2 separate regions of the Homo sapiens genome follow, and region 2 is linked to region 1. Evidence: chromatin loops called from intact Hi-C (ENCODE). Cell type or tissue: gastrocnemius medialis. All regions are shown on one strand. Each heading gives the region's core, and the rest is flanking DNA. Links, peaks and the distances in the headings are about the cores only.

Region 1 (8,780 bases), core at 368-8,367:
CGCCTTGGCCTCCCAAAGTGCTGGATTACAGGTGTGAGTCACCACGCCCGGCCACACGTCCTTCATGTTCTAAGACTCCCACCTCTTTCTTACCCCAGGGCCTTGGCACTTGCTTTCCTTCTGCTTTAAATATTCCTTCCCTGGAGCTCCATGTGGCTGCCACTTTCTCATCCCTCAAACTTTCTGTTGCCCTCTCAGGTAACATGGGAACAAAAAGCAAATGTTACTTTATCAGAGGCTCTCATTGAAAATCATAGCTAATGCACCCACTCACCCCACCCTCACTGCAATTTACTTTACTTTCTATCATGTTGTCCTGTTTATTTGTTTCACATCGTGTATCCCAATCTGCAATGATTTCCTTTACTTGTTTGCATAGTTTGAACTCACGACAAGGTCAAACGTAAGGTGGTTTTAAAATAATGTGTTTCTTTATCATTTTTGGAGCTAAATTTTGGGCAAGGGGACATGGGTGTTAGAGTTTGTGAATTCATCTTCTTGCAGTGGATGTGCCCTCGCTCACTGTTACTCATCCTCCTGAATGGGGTCAGGGCCTGTTTTAAATGGTAGGTGGCATTTCTCTGCTGTTAAGCATGTGATTTTCTCTGCATCAGAATCCTGGGCAGTCACTGTCTGGGTGGCAGTGGGCACCCTCTTCTGTCAGTGCTTCAAGGGTGACAAGCATCTCATTGCAAAACAGACATGATTCTTTTCACTTTATGACATGTTGATCAAACCCCTCAGATAAATTGTTGGTGCCCCATCCTGTATCCCCTCAGCCTACCTGTGTTCATCTTCAGCCATGAGGGGCAGATTGCTGTAAATTGACAACTTCCCATTCAAGCCCTTGTCTCTGCCTGAGGGCTTCCCCATCACAGGAGCCTGCTTCACTGTGAATGTACTTACCTAGAAAGGGGAGCACAGGCAAGACCCCCAGCCCAGAGAATTGAGTTTGGATGCTCACACGGGTAACCTGCCCTTGACGCCTCCATTATCTTTTTCCTTGCCTCCTCCATTCACTTCCCTACTCCCTCATTTGTGCTTCCTGGGACCACCTTCCACATAAGCTGCCTGCACCCAAGCCCTTGTCTCTGGATCCACTTTGGGAGGATCCACACCAAGCAGAACTCAATTCCCTTTTTCTTAGCAGCACTTCCTCTTTGTGCCACATCAAGATCCACTTCTGTGGAAAAAGCCTGTGTGGGCATGGGGGCTTAGGCCTGCCAAAGTCTAAGAAACCACGTGGACCACACCTGGGAATTGTTCCCCTGGGGAGTTGGAGACGTGGGCATTTTGTCCTCTACTCGTGTCCCTACCCATGTCCACCTCTAGCCCTTCCTGCCCTCTTGGCCATTTACCTTCCCTGTTACCCTTTGCTCACCGTCTTCCTCACCAGAATGGAGAACTGGCCCCTGGCAAGCTCGCCCCATGGCTGCACCTTTAAAGTTGTCTTCTCCAAGCGTGTGCTGGGCTGTCAGCAGCGTCACCCAGGAGCTGGAAGTGCAAATGCTCAGGTCCTTCCCCAGACCTGCTAAATCAGAGACTCAGAGGGTGGGCTCCACCCTTGTGTGCCCACAGCCCTCCAGGGGACTCCAGGGCTTGCTGCAGCCCTAGAAGCACTGCTCTAAAGCCATACTAATTAGCATTAGATGTATAGTTCACAACAGCTTGTTCTGCTTCTAACCACTGGTCGGAGGGGTTGGGGCCTGATTATGTAACAGCATATGATGACTCATTAATGATGAGAGATGTTCTCGTGTTTACCAATATCTTCATATCAGTTTGCCAAAGTAATTCTTGATACCACACCCAGATGCTGGGAAGAACAGGGGCTTTGGGAACTGAAGCCCTCACATTGACCTCCAGCCCTGTCAGTGCCCCATGCATCCCTGGGGTACCTTTCCCCATCTGTGCATGCTGTTCCTGGGTGCCGCTATGACCCCCACAGCCAGTGCCAGCTTCTCTCTGTGAGCAGCTGTCCCAAGGCTGCTGGAGCCCTTGTGCTCACCCTGCTTGCATGGGGGCCTGAGACAGTCCTTACCCAGTGATGGGTGGATGCAAGGGACGCAAGACATCCCTCAGGTTCAATGATTCAAGAGAACTCATAGGAACCAGAAAGGTCACCAGATTCACGATTACCTCTTACTACACATGGTTCCAACACTACACAGCAAGTCGAAGTCAGCAGTGGGAAGATGCACCTAGGGTGGGTCCCAGGAGAGCTCTAGCTGTGGTGCTCCAGTGTCCTCTCCTAGTGGGGCTCTGCAGCAGTGCTTAGTTCTCCCAGTAATGACATGGGGCAGCATGCATGGAATATTGCTGACCAGGGACACTGACCTGAGCCTTGGCGTCCAGGGTTTTTATTGAAGGCTTGGTCACGTAAACATGATGGACAATCTACATGGCTGACCTGGTCTCCAGCCCCTTGACAGATCAAGCTGATACAAGACCTCCACTGTGAATCCTATCCTTAGCATCAACTACCTGGTGTGGCCTAAGGCCTCGGTAAACAGACACTTATCAGACAGGACATTAGAGATTAAAGGACTTAGAGGCTGCCTTCCAGGAGCTGTGCCAGGGCCACACCTTTCTTTGGGCAAGGTTAACCCTTTACTACTTGCAGAATATGAATATTCCAGCTCCTTCATCGCCAGTGCGGCCTCTCTGGGGTGTGACCAGCCCTGACTCTGTCTCAGAACTCCCTAGCAGGAGGAAGCCAGAAGCACCCACGTGGTTCCTGGCTCACTTTTTTCACTCCCCAGTCCCACCTTTCCACTGTCTTGCCTCTTTTTGTTGTTGTTGTTCTGGGAACACTTTCTAATAAATCTTCACACAAAGACTTGTTTCAGATTCTGCTTCCAGGGATCCTAAAATAGGACACTGTAAGAATTTACAAAGTGATACATTTCCTGTATTTCATTAACCTGCTTATGTGAATTACTGTTATTTTCAAACCTCAGAAATTAGCTGCAGCTGCTCTTAAGATTAAATCTGGAGAAGCCAAGATAGAACTTGGAGTTGAGTCTCGCAGTGGCAACCGGGTCTAAGGAAGGGTCACCTGGCTAGAGCTGGAGTTGACACCCAGCCGGTCCAGGAGGGGCCGCTCCCACCAGGGACTCCAATCAGAGGTGAAGGGTCAGGGTGAGGAGAGAAATGCTCTCACTTCCCTCTTCCTCTCACCTCCATCTCTTGACATCACTTCCCGTTGGATGAACCTAAATGGAAGCCAGTAGGCAAGAGAGCCTGGAAAACAGCGTTTGCAGGGGGCGGTTGTGAAATGGATCTAAAGGCAAACAACACGTGATGGACACATGTTTCGTAACCACTGATAGAGAAAAAGGCAATAGAAAAACATTGATATTAACTTAGTAGCACTTTGGATAATTAAAGCTAAAACAAAATCAGAAGCCAGAAGAGCTGTATATACTTACAAACAACAGTGCAAATGTGTGTGCAGCACCTGTTGGGAGGCCCTGGCATTAATTCTAGGTCCCTCCATCCTTCTCTAGGGGTGAGCAGCCAACAGGGTGGTGCTTTCTCTACTAGAAGAGTCAACAGCCACAACCCCTCACCCCAACAGCTTCAAATGACATGCCGAGAACAGCACGTAGAATCCCCTTATGTTTACATGGTGTTGGTGCCCTTTGAAAATCTGATTAGCTCTTTTAATTACCATGGACCCTTTCAGCACTTAGCTGGTAAATAGCTAACTCTAATTAATAACTCTCTGTATGCTTGGGAAATATCACTTATTTTACTGTCTGTCCTTCTGGTGCCAGTGGCTGCCAGAGCTCAGCACCTGGGAGTGACCCCACTTCACTGTCCCCTGACCTTCCACTGTTGCTCTGCCTCATTCCCCTAGACCCTGAAGCTTCTCCACCTGAGGGGAACGGGATCAACTGTGCAAACTGCCCAGAAAGCAGGCATGCCAGGGAGCACTTCCTGGACTGTCTGTAGTGAGCTCTGTGGACAATGGGTGTGTTTTTCTCTTTAGGGCTATAGATAAACCACCTGACGGCCAAGCTGTCTGAGCGCTATGTGGTTCCACCATACGGAAGCATCTGAAGAGCTGGCGAAAAAGCTGCCAGCACCCTAGGGGGTAGAGTTCGCGTCTCTGACTGCTGTCCCATCCCTGCTCCCAGAGAAGTGCCTGGCATGTAGCAGGGCTGCAGTGTGTCTTTGTGGATGGAACAAGCCCTGATATTTGGGCCAAGCAACCAAATGCCAGGCTGGTGGTCCCACATAAGTGTGGTGGAGTGGGTCTGCCTAGCCACCCACCAGCTGTTAAGGAGGAAGCGGTGGTGCCTGTGGTCCATAGAGCCTGAAGCCTTAGTTGGTGGTTGATCTGCTTTCTGGGAGGATCAGAAATTCCCAAACTTTAATCAAGTAGCGTTCCAGATGAGTCCAGCGACTCTGCACAAAAAAACTGGAAGCCCTCGAAGGAGACCTAAGTTCAGATCAGGGCTCACACGTTTTCTGGCTACTGGATGTGTTTTTCTATTGCACAGATTTGCAGGCGCTTTAAATGAGAATGTGTGCCCCGGCACTTACTAAGCACATCAGCGAAAGCTTCACAGCGCACCATCAGCCAGGCCTGCTGCTGCTAGACCCTCTGCCAGACACTGAGAAGGAAGACGTTTGTGCCCTAGGTCAAAGGCAAACCCTGGGTCCTAGGGAATGTCATTGAGGTTTGCTTAAGTAAAATGTTTTCATTTAGGTTATCTATGCCAATAAAATGATGCAAAATTCATAAAAGCAGGTGGAAGCAAAATCGTGTCTGAATGTAGGACCCTCTTCTAGTTCCCTTTTGAAGCAGCCGCTTAGGCCGTCTGCAATTAAGCCGATTTGACAGTAGAGGGCAGCAGAGGGTGCCGTTTCAGGGTTCATTCGGCCGCACAGGCACAAGCTCCCTACCGGCTCGGCCTCAGCCGGAGGCCCTGGCAGAGCTAACAATGGCCGGCTCCGCCAAGGCGCGAGCAATGAGCTGGATAAAGTCTCAAGCGACCCCCAGCTCAGGCCTGATGGAGAAGCTGGTTATGTGCACAGCCTCTAACTCTGACCAACAGCAGGTTAGGTCAGAGGCAGGACTAAGGGGAGACACATTCCCGGTGTTTCTTTTCCTTGTCGGCATGTCCAGGGTGTGGGGCAGCTGCCGGATAACCCCAATTGGGGTTATCGTGGTGTTCAGGCTTCCCTGTCCCTCCTGCAAGCAGCGAGCAGTACCTTGAGCCTGCAGGGAACATATGAAGATGAAGAACCTCATCTTCTAACTCCTCCAGCTCCCAGAAAGCTTGCCTGGAAGCTTCCTCCTTGGGCATCCTCTCCCGGTGGGGATGGCTGGGCATGGCCAGACAGCCCTTCTTCCTTCCTCTCTCCATCAGTGCTGAGATGAGCACGGTGAAAATATCCAACAATGGGGAAGAGAAAAGATGGAGGCAAAATGCAAGCACTTGGAGAGGAAAGAGGGCCTGGGAAAAAAAAGTGAATCACATTTTGAGCCATTTTCCTTGTTTTTTGTTTCTAAAGATGCTGTTGCCCTAGCTCTGAGTATCAAGGTTAGTAAGTGATCCACGCAAAGACAGTGGGACTCTGGTTCCTTGTAGAAACCACCGATGAACCCAAGCTATTTTATTTTTTTAAATTTTATTATAAGTTCCGGGATACATGTGCAGGATGTGCAGGTTTGTTACGTAGGTAAACGTGCCATGGTTGTTTACTGCACCTATCAACCCATCACCTAGGTATTTAGCACTGCATTCATTAGCTAGTTATCCTGATGCTGTCTCTACCCCTGCCCCACGACAGGCCCCAGTGTGTGTTGTTCCCCTCCCTGTGTTCATGTGTTCTCATTGTTCAGCTCCCATTTATTATTATTATTTATTTTTTTGCAAAGTGAAAGCAAGGTTATTAAGAAACTAGGCCAGGCACAGTGGCTTACGCCTGTAACCCCAGCACTTTGGGAGGCTGAGGGGGGTGGATCACGAGGTCAGGAGTTTAAGAGCAGCCTGGCTAACATGGAAACAAAACCCCGTCTCTACTAAAAGTACAAAAAAAAAAAAAAAAAAGAAAAGAAAAAAAAATTAGCTGGGCGTGGTGGCAGTCGCCTGTAATTCCAGCTACTCGGGAGGCTGAGGCAGAGCATTGTTTGACCCCAGGAGGCGAGGTTGCAGTGAGCCTAGATCATGCCACTGCACTCCAGCCTGGGTGACAGAGTGAGACTCAAAAAAAAAAAAAAAATGTAAAGGAATAAAGGAATGGCTACTCCGTAAACAGAGCAACCCCTAGAGCTACTGGTTGCCTATTTTTATGGTTATTTCTTGATTATCTGCTAAACAAGGGGTGGATTATTTATGCCTCCCCTTTTTAGACCATATAGGGTAACTTCCTGACATTGCCATGGCATATGTAAACTGTCATGGCGCTGGTTGGAGTGTAGCAGTGAGGATGGCCAGAGGTCACTCTCGTCGCCATCTTGGTTTTGGTGGGTTTTGGCTGGCTAATTTTTTTTCTTTTTTCTTTTTTTTTTTTAATAAGCAAGGTCTTTATGATCTGTATTTTGTGCCGACCTCCTGTCTAATCCTGTGACTTAGAATTCCTTAACCGTCTGGGAATGCAGCCCTGTAGGTTTCAGCTTCATATTACCCAGCTCCTGTTTAAGATGAAGTTGCTCTGGTTCACATGCCTCTAACATTCCCTTTTATAAGAGAGCCCTTAATCCTAAGGGTTGCAGAGGGACAAAGATCCATCTTCTGTAACTTCTTCAGGCTGAATAGGGGCAATGATATTGTCTAACTATGAGGGTCTCTTGCATTCAGGGTAGAGAGGCAGCTCCCACTTATGGGTGAGAACATGCAGTGTGTGGTTTTCTGTTCTTGTGTTAGTTTGCTGAGGATGATGGCTTCTAGCTCCATCCACATCCCTGCAAAGGACATGACCTCTTTCCTCTTTATGGCTGCATAATATTCCATGGTGTATATGCACCACATTTTTTAATCCATTCTATCATTGATGGGCATTTGGGTTGATTCCGTGTGAACCTAAGCTAATTTCTTACCCATTCCAGGTTTCATATTTTTATTCAGGCAGGCACCCCTCCCTGGAGTTTATCCATCTACCTCTCTGTCTGAAAGGAAGGTCTACTGGTCCCCACACTTACCTCATCCACCTGCTGAGCTGCCATACTCAGGACTGGCTCTTCCCCAGGCACTGGGAGCACCCATCCCAGGCCACGAGAAGATCAGTCAGCAGCTCCCAGCTTAGTAAAGTCAGCCTCAGTGTTGGTTGTGTTGTCCAGCGTGTTCTGGGGGTCAGATGTCCCATATTTTACCCAGATATCCTCATAACCCTGTTCTTGCCTGGGGTACTAACCCAACTAGCTCAATTCTGCTTGTGCCCTATTTCTTGGTTCCTGGACCCAGGAAGCACTTCCACCTCCCCAAGTTGTAGTTCTCATGTATAGAACTAAAGTTCGTGCCATCTCTGAGGACAAGGGGCAGCTTCTATGTTGTTTTTTTTAAAACAAAATATTTAACATAATATTTTTTAAAACTTCTATTTCTTGGGGAACTCAAAGCATTCCTTGAGCCAAGGTCTGCTCCTCAGAGGTCATATTTGGGGGTGGTCCACAGAACCCGAGAGAAGGATGCTAGGGGAGCTGTAAGCAGAGGCTGGGGGTTCTGGTCCTTCTGCTCAGCCAGTCTCAGCTCCAAGGAGTGAGGCTCCATGTTGGATTCCTATCTCTGACAGTAACCATGGCCTGTCTTTTCTTTGCAAAACAATTCCAAATTTATCCTCTCTTCTTTCATTTAAGAAAATTAACTCCTGCGTTAAATTGTTCAGTCTAATTTCAATTGTTCAAATTGCTCAATCTTTGGTTCCCTCATAGCACCATCGTTTCACAAGGATCTTGGATGGAAGCCACTCTGGGTTTTAACTTCATAGTCTTTATGTCATCATAATGCCCACGGTGCAGAGTGCAGGGTGCCTTAGCCCTGCCAATAAAGCCAGGACTGTTTAACACTCACTCCTTCCTAAACTGGGAGAGAGCGAATCTGGTTCAAAAGTGCACCAGAAATATAGAGCAATTGAGATGCTTAAAGATATGAAGCCCAAGAAATATTCCATTAAAAATGGCACAGTCTAAGGCAGCTCAAGCTCAAAATAAATGAAAGGTTCAGGCTGGGATAACCCCACCAACATATTCAAGAAGGGAGCTATTTCTGGATTGACCACATCTGACCTCCAGCTTCATTTCTTGCTGCTGTGGGGACTAGATAGGCAACAGGAGGAGAAAAGGAGAGGATTTTTTGGTTTTTAGGCCCAAGCCTCTGGCCCACACTGATCCCAAAGAGGGTATCCTCAGTTGCTGCTGCCTTTCTGTCCTCTTCCAACTTATTTCCCCAAACGCAGGCCAGCGCTGTTCAATAGAACTTCGTGCCATGATAGAAAGATTCCATAACTGCTTGTGCAAAATGATAGCCACCTGCCTCGTGTGGCTACTGAGCACTTGAAATCTAGCTGCTGCAACTAAGGACGTATTTTTTTAAACTTTATTTAACAGCAGTTAAAGTTTAAAAATTAAAATGGAAATAGCCATGCACAGCTAATGACTGTTGTAATGGATGATGCTGTTCTAGATGATTAATGATCCTGGCTTGCTGTCATTCTCTCCAATATTGCATCTATCTTCATTCTTAATAGTTTCAGTGTGTGCACACATGATTCTTTGTAGAACCTGGCCTCTCAGTTATTGAACCCTGATTCTTCACCCATCCTATCCT
Region 2 (8,780 bases), core at 277-8,276, 510 kb after region 1:
ACTAAAGAACTTCTGCATAGCAAAAGAAACTGTCAACAGACAGCCTCCACAGTGGGAGGATATATTCACAAACTATGCATCTGACAAAGGTCTAGTATCTAGAATCTATAAAGAATTTAAGCAATTGAACAAGCAAAAAAAGACCCCATTAAGAGGTGGGCAAAAAACATGAACAGGCAAATTTTAAACAAAGACATATAAGCAGCCAATAAACATATGAAAAAGATGGTCATTGTCACTAATAATCAGAGAAATGGAAATCAAACCATAATGAGATACTATCTCACACCAGTCAGAATGACTTTTGTTAAAAAGTCAAAAAACACTGGGCAAGGTGGCTCACGCCTATAATCCCAACACTTTGAGATGCCAAGATGGGTGGATCACCTGAGGCCAGGAGTTAAAGAGCAGCCTGGCCAACATGGTGAAACCCTGTCTCTACTAAAAATACAAAAATTAGCCAGGGCTGGTGGCAGGCATCTGTAATCTCTCAGCCACCAGAGAGGCTGAGGCACGAGAATCATTTGAACCTGGGAGGCAGAGGCTGCAGTAAGCTGAGATTGTGCCACTGCATGCCAGCCTGGGCAACAGAGCAAAACTCTTTCTAAAAAAAAAAAAGTCAAAAAAAATATCAGATGCTGGTGAGGCTACAGAGAAAAGGGAGCACCTATACACTGTTGGTGGGGATGTCAATTAGTTCAGCCACTGTGGAAAGCAGTCTAGAGATTTCTCAAAGAACTTAAAATAGAACTGCCATTGGACCCAGCAATCCCATTACTGGGTATATACCCAAAAGAAAGCTAATTGTTCCACCAATAAGAGACACACGCACACACACACACACACACACACACACTTGTTCATTGGAGCACTATGCACAAGAGCAAAGATATAGAATCAACCTAGGTTCCAATCAACAGTGGATTGGATAAAGAAAATATGGTACATATACATCATAGAATACTACACAGCCAGTAAAAAGAATGAAATCATGTCCTTTGCAGCAATATGGATGCAGCTGGAGGCCATTATCCTAAGTAAATTAACACAGACACTGAAAACCAAATACTGCATGTTTTCATTTATAAGTGGGATGTAAATATCAGGACCTCATGGATATAAAGACAGCAACAATAGACACTGGGGACTACTAGAGAAAGGGGAGAGGTGGGTACGGGTTAAGAAAGTAACTTATGAGTGCTATTCTCAGTACCTGGGTGATGGGATCATTTACCATACCCCAAACCTCAGCATCACACAATAGAACCAGGTAAAAAATCTGTACATGTACCCCTGAATCTAAAATAAAAGTTGAAAAAACAAACTACAGTAATCAAAACATTGTACTTACATAAAGACAGACATACAGAATAATGGGATAGAATACAGAGTTCAGGTTTAAATTCTCACATATATGGTCAAATAATTTTGAATGAGGGTACCAAAACCATTCAACAAGGGTAAGGACAGTCTTTTTAACAAATGGCACTGGAAAAACACAATATTCACATGTAAAAGAACGAAGTTGAACCCCTACCTTAACTATATACAAAAATTAACTCAAAATGGATTAAAGACCTAAATGTAATTACTAAAACTATAAAACTCTTAGAAGAAAACATAGAGGAAACCTTCACATCATTGGATTTGGCAATGATTTATGGATATAGCAGTAAAAGCACAAACGACAAAAGAAAAAATCGATAAATTGGAATACTTCAAAATTTAAAAATGTTGTGCACCAAAGGACACTGTCAACAGAGTAAAAGCAATCCACAAAATGGAAGAAAATATTTGCAAATCCATATATCCAATAAGAGATTAATAGCCAGAATTTCTACAGATTTCACAACTGAAAAAAATGAAAACGAAAACAACCGGATTAAAACATTAGCAAAGGACTTGAGCAGACATTTCTCCAAAAAATATATACCAATTAACTTTATGGGATTTTTCCATCTTGGTAAGAACAGGCACTATTCACAGCTCTGAGTAAGCTTGGGGCATTGCTCAATCTAAATCTTTCAGATGCTTCTTTCCCCAGCCTTCAACAGAACCCATTAACAATTTGCTGAATATTTGAGGGGGACCCTCGGCATATCTTCAGAGCTCTCTTGCCCACTGTCTCCATGCACGTGTCTCCTCTTTGGTACTCATCCTATCAGTTCTAGTCAGTGGGTTCTCCCTGGACTCTCCACTCTGTGTCTTCAACTCAGAGTCTGCCAGGCTCCAGCTGGCTTCTCCTTCCTTGTATGTATTCTTTTTGCTTTTACAGAGAAATAAAGTGTCACATAATGCTAAGGTAAACAAAAACCCACCTTTCCAGTGCCATTTGTTAAACAGACTGTCCTTACTCTTGCCTGGAAACTCTCAAAGCAGTAACTGGGGCAATCATATGAGTTGCCTCATTTCTTCCCTGTCTCTCAGGGCTCCCTGTCCTCCATTGCCTGATGCTCCTTGTCTTGAAACTGTCATTTTATGTATTTGGTCTAGCTTTTTGGTTTTGTTTTGTTTTGTTTTGTTTTCAGGTGGGAATATAAATCCAGTCCCTGTTACTCCATCTTGCACAGAAACAGAGTTCTGCCCATGAATCTTTAAATTATGATTAAAAACAATCTTTCCTAAGGAAAGGAAGTAATTTTGGTGAGAGCTTTTCTTCCCCAGCGACATTTCAAAAGAAATGTGTGGCCAAGCATGTAACGGGATCTCCTCATGGGGAACTCTATCTCTGCTTGGTACCCGAGGAGAGGATCTGTGGCATGAAAGCAAAGCTATCTCTAAGTTGATGCTGCAGGAAGCAGAATCTCCCCAAGAACCAGAGGAGGCAGCCCCAATGTTCAAAAAAGCTCACCACCCATATGTGACCTCTCTTAGTTCCCATGCAGGAAACTGCTTCCACTGGATGGAGAAGATAAAGCCTTTAATCAGCAAGAGGTGGCAGATCATTCATTCATCCCTGCAAACCTGGGGTTAAATCACAGCTCATCCTTGGAGACAACTGAATCCAATCTTTTTGCTTTTACAGATAAATAAAATGTCACATAATGCTAAGGTAAACAAACACCTACATATCATGAGGTCAACATTTCCAGTGAGCCCTAGGGGTTATAGCAGTGGCTGAGAGGATTTTACAGAAGACAGGGAGGCCAGAGGGAAGACAGAGAGGACTCCAGGCCCATTCCTCCTTCAGTCAAAGCCGTTTATTTTATATGTGAAGAAGATTTCATCTGAAAAATCATGGATTTGATCCAACCGCTGCAATTTTCAGATGAAGAAGAAAAATCTGTAAAAGACTTACCCAGGGTCAGGCAGGAAGTTTAACATGCAGCCTGTGATCAGAACCCCGATCTCTTGCACCTCTGTGTGATACTTTTACATCTGGGTCACAGAAGGATGCTGGTGAATGGAACAGAGGCCACAGGGGTGGAAATCCCTGATTCCTAAGGCAAGATAATGCAGACTTCACAGACTTGTCATGAGGAACCAAGAAGCAGATGAATGCAGAATGCTTTGTGAAGAGTAAGAAGCAGCACAAACCCCAGGAATTTACAACAACTGTTCTTACCTACCAGACCACTGCCACCCAACTGGGCTGACAATTCCAAGCAGGCTGCTTCTCAATCCAGCATGGCACAGGACACCGACAGCCCCACCGGGGCATTTTAAATTTTGTCTTGATAATGGTTTTCTTCACAGCAGTTTGATCTGGGGATAACTCTGTCTACCATATGACTTCAAAGAAGCTATGCATGACCTGCAAGCTGAGTCCTTCCCAAGGTTGTGCTTGCAAGGGGAAAGGGAATACGAGAGGGGAGGATGCTGAGGATCTCCGTGGGCAAGGAGTCCCAGAGAAAGGTGTGAGTTTCCAAACAACAACCTGAGAGCATTGGGATACCTTGTCTGCTTCCTCAAAGCCAGCCCAGAAGTCTAATACAAATGGACTACCTGTGAGGCCCCAGAGCAGAGCTTCACAAACACCAAAGAACAGGTTTCCTATGCTCTCTGATCACTCTGCAATTAAGTTAGAAATCAATTGAAAATAAATGTATGTTCCTTTTGATATAGACAGTTGTGTGACCACATGAGGTTTGTACAGTCCCAGGACCCAACCCCAAAGGTTCTGGGTGAACCCCTGATTGAATGGTTATTGATTGACTAACAAATTGATGTTTTTGCTTGTTTGTATTTGTTGGAGTGAAACCTGTAGCCATGTTATGACCTCTGCTTAGACTGCAGAGCAGCTCAGCAAAGCACCGGTTTGTTTGTTTGTTTTTAATTCATCATCTACACACAATCTCTACATTTTTATAGACTATTTTAGAGGAGTTTTAGTTTCACAGAAAAATTGAGCAGAATCTTTTTTTAAATAAAAAACACATTGAAAGTAAAATAAACCTCAATTTTAGACCCAGTAAAAAAAACTACCAGGCATGCAATTTAGACGTCTTCATTCACACTTCTGCTTTCATTCACACTTCTGCCTTCATTCACACTTCTGCCTTCATTCACACTTCTGCTCAGCAAATGTGTGGTGAGGATGGTGCTGTGCAACGTACTAAGATGATGGGAGGACTGGTCCACAGCCGCGTGCAGGGCAACAGGGTGGAGTAAGTGCGCAGTGGTGGCTGCGCTTGAGGCTGTGGAATTTGGTGGCCAGGCCAGCCACCCCATGATAGAAATCTACCCGATACCGACGTACACAGTGAAAAGCCCCTTCTGCCGTGCACTGAAGCCACGATGATGTAAGTCCGAGCAGCCAGGTGCACAATGGGGGCCGTTCTCAAGGGCAGGGCATCTGGTCCCCATGAACATACTCAGGGACCAAACCTCAGCCATTGGAGGGGAAAGGAGCTCCCAGTTCAACACAACATCAACACTGGGATGGTCCAGTACAGCCCCCAGTGATTCATGTCTAAGCCCTATGGATGTCTGCAGCAAGGTGATAGAAGAGAAAAGGCTGCTTTACTATAAATCATTAGGGTGTAGCAATCACAGTTTGAGATCTGGCCTCCCAGGGAGGCTGAGGAGTGGCGGGCTTCCTCCAGAGATGGCAGGCTGGGTATCGGAACAGCACCTGGAAGGAGAAGCATGACACCTGGTGGAGAGCAAGGACCCGACAGCCAGGACCCAACCCGGACATGCCACAGGGAGCTCGGAGCAGCCTCAGGGACCCCGTCTACCCAGTGGGGGTGTGGCAGGAAGCAGTGACAGCCCATGGAATTTGACAAGTCCATGAGCACATGTGAGCTTCCCTCCTAAACCTGCCAGAAATTCTGGAGGGAATTTTACAGAGCCAACATCCGACAAGAATAGGTGGGGGAAGAAGCCATGGAATCATGGAATAGGGGCTGCTCTTTATGACAATGATCCCAACAGTTGGCGAGATGGATGGAAGTGTAACTTAGTGCTGTTGTGTTGTTAACTGGCATGGTCTTTGGGGTCAGACACACCCTCTGATCCCACTGTGCTACATGTGAGTTGTGTCACTGTCATAGGTAAATTTCAATCTCCCTTGAACTCCATTTTCTCCATCTGTTGAATGATAAGCTGCTATCTCTTGGGGCTGTTCTGAAAATCAAATGAGACCGAATTTCAAGGACTTAGAACAGATCAGGTGCTCAATAAGTGGCATCCAGGGTTTTCTTGAGTAGTTTGGTGGAACTGTTCCAGCTCAGAGTAGTAACAATAGACAAAGACACAAACTGTAGGTCAGCATGAAGGGGATGTGCTAGCTGCTCAGGAGGGGTCAAAGGGTGACTCCCAGTCGGGCTTTGGAGGCTTAAAGAGTTCAGCCTTAGTTGAACTTTAGGAGTTCCTCTAAAGCAGATGAGGCGGGGGGAAGGTTGCTACAGGCAGGGGAAGGCATGAAGGCCAAGTAACAGCAGCGTGGAACTTCAGAGAGCTCCCGGCTCTCCGATGTAGGAGACAGAGGGGTGAGCGGTGGGCTTCTAACCAGAGTGGAACAGAGAAGACAGGACAGGCCTCTGGATGCATGTGGGGAGAACTGGGGGGTGCTGGTCTTAGGCATATAAATAGTTTCCCTTTTCAATAAAGCAGCTCCCTAAATGTACAGCCCAGATATCAACTCAAACCCCAAGTCCCGCAGCTTCCCCAGGATTTCTGTCCATCCCTGACATCTGTGATTTCCTGGTGACTGCCACTCTAAGCTCCTCTCCTGAGCACTTGGCTTCACTCATCCTTTCTTCTCATTCATCATTATTATTCAGCCAGTATGTATTGAGGCTGTGGGAGTTGATCATAAAAATTGGATCATTCTTGTCACATCTGACTTAAACAGACTCAAGAGGCCTAGGGGAATGCACTCAGGGCACAAAACATTGCTCCAAAAATGTAATTGTCTGCAAGCCTGGCTGCGGAAACTGCCTATAACCTATATCTCATGGCTACTAAAACACCCTGACATGACTCTAAGACTAGTTTTACCCACTGCCATCACTCACCAAGCAGAGCCTGCCAGCTCCCCAAAACTTTACTCTTGTCAAAGAACATTCTAGAAAAAAAATCTAACATTTTACCTTTTTATAAAGCCTCCTACCTCCTCTTTGTCTTTGGACATCATACTGAAGACTACCCCATCTACATGTATGCCTTGCATTGCAATTCTCACATCCCAAATAAAATGTTACATTTAAGACATCCATCTCTACAGTTTTATTCTACCTTTAACAGTGCCTGCTATGTGTCAGGCACGGTTCTAACAAAAAAAAGTGCCCTGATGGAGGGAGGTGACATTCTAGTTGGGGGTGGAGGGTGGGGTAAGGAGAGACAGACAGCAAATAAACAGAAAGCAAAATATATTGAATGTCAGATAATGATCAGTGTCATGAAGAAAAAAATAATGCACTAGTGAGGATTAACAAGCAAAAGATGCAGCTAAAAACACTCTCTTCCTCCCTCCCCACCCACCTCATCTTCCTCTGTCCCGTTACCATGCAAAGCCTGCATTCTTGGTTCACCTTTGCTGCACTGGTCTTCTTTGGGTAATGGAACCCTGCGTGTACATCCTCCATCCCTAGAGGAGTGCTGAACTCAGCTACTCAGGGGAGCATGCTTATCTGGCATCCATTTCCAAAAAACACTTTCTCTATAAATAACATGGGCAATTAAATTGTTTAGAGCACCAAGGGTTTGCAGAGAACAAACATCATGTTGTTCACATTTGAGCTGGAAGGATTACTAAATGATTCCTGTTTTTCACTCTGATTGTTAAAACCTTGATAAGTCAGCTTATTTTTATTAACAGAATCACTGGGTTCCTCCTGATACGTGATGTTCAACTGAATTAACTGAGATTGGAGGCAAAGATTGGATGCAAGGAGTAACTGGGCTCACAACAAGTTTCTATTAACAGGCTAATTAAAGCAGGTTTTGATGGTTTTAGGAAATGTGGCCTCATCTGGGCGTGCAAACAAGGGCTCTGGGTCTGGAAGAACTAATAATAGCTGTTTGGCAACACTTTGCAGCAGAGCCTTGACACACTAGGTTGCTGGTAGCTTGCATTGTTCATCCCTCAGGAAAATATTTTTGTTTTGAAACTTACTAAACTGTTTTTGGTCTGTGGGGTGATGTTAATAGAAACAGGTTCTTTTCCTCCCTCTTAATCTTTTAAAGTTTGCCAAAATAATGGAAAATCCTGGGATACCAAACAACAAAACATTATCACTACCCTCCTGCCAATGGTTATAAAAAGACCATCCCCTAAGTTCTGTTCTCCTGATTGGAATGCTTGTCTGGAATAAGGTTATGACCTGAATATGCCTTCAACAGGCCGACTCATAATCAGGCCTTATATAAATTCTTAGGGATGTTAAGAAAAAGTATTTAAAATATGGAAATAAGGCCCCAAAGTGGGTGGCGCAATGTTTTATTACAATACTGGGGCCATATTTACTAAGGCCACATAAGGATTATTTAATTATCTAGGGAAATGCACCTGTGTTTGACCTGCCAGTTACTATTATTTGAGGCTATACACTGAGATCACATGATATTTTAGAGAACTTGTCTAGGAGAAATGCATATCATTTCTGTCCTGTAGGAAAATAATGCTAAAGATTACAGTTTTATTGCCCTGCAGGACATTAACCAACCAGTGTTACCTGTAAGTCAGCAAACACTTCAAGAAGTCTTTTCTGGTAGACTAAAACCTGTTCTATTTCTTTCTGAATCAACTTTATCATCTTATTTCTTCACTGATGAGCTGAGTGAAATATCTGACTTGGGTTCATTCTATATTTGTATGAGTCTTTTTTAACTTGTTGAAAACTGTACATTGACAGGAATGACAAATAACAAAAGTGGTGGCATATGACAGGCAGCAGCAATGTTCAACTTTACCTAAGCCTGAGACCTTGGAAAACACGGACACGTAAGAAAACCCCCACCCTCCTGTTCCTGGAAATGGCTTACTGCCGAAGCCTACCCTTCCCCATGTGGCTCGGATAAGACGCATGGATGACTCCTCGTTTACCCGTAACACACAGTCACAGACTCACCACCATTTCCATTCTTTGCCTCATAAATGATTAGCTGAATTGCCTGCCACAGTGACCAATCTGGACAAGATATCTTCTCATTTGAATTAACCAAACTTTGGTTAAGTTTCTCTCCTTCCCCCAGACGCACCCTCAGCCTAAGCCAGCATCAGAATGTGGACGGCCCCTCCTTGATGTTCCCTCCCGACATGAAGAGAACTGGCTGTCAGTTTCCTCATCAATTGTCCTTCTAGACCACCTGCGGGTCCCACTTCCCCACACCAA

What was found. A loop is a pair of places that touch in the nucleus more often than their neighbours do. Peaks named below come from ENCODE experiments on the same cell type or tissue, not always from the same donor. Only the 100,000 strongest peaks of a DNase experiment are listed, where the experiment ranks them.
Region 2: a loop joins it to region 1, with 6 times the contacts of the local background. A loop is called at or near these places in 11 of 110 quality-filtered maps.

What each region holds. Positions count from the first base shown.
Region 1 is chr20:22,686,956-22,695,735 of GRCh38, forward strand. LOC124904963 (a long non-coding RNA gene) reads left to right here. Exons shown (of 2, transcript XR_007067729.1): 2 at 4,509-4,755. Among named protein-coding and RNA genes, the nearest start is that of LINC01747, 6.0 kb to the left of the region's middle. RefSeq lists a silencer at 4,850-4,949. In gastrocnemius medialis, for the core only: a CTCF peak has its summit at 4,848 (motif pointing right); a DNase peak (open chromatin) is centred at 4,936; H3K4me3 peaks cover 386 bases.
Region 2 is chr20:23,196,044-23,204,823 of GRCh38, forward strand. No RefSeq gene overlaps it. Among named protein-coding and RNA genes, the nearest start is that of LINC03125, 52 kb to the left of the region's middle. In gastrocnemius medialis, for the core only: a CTCF peak has its summit at 5,126 (motif pointing left); a DNase peak (open chromatin) is centred at 5,148; H3K27ac peaks cover 1,317 bases.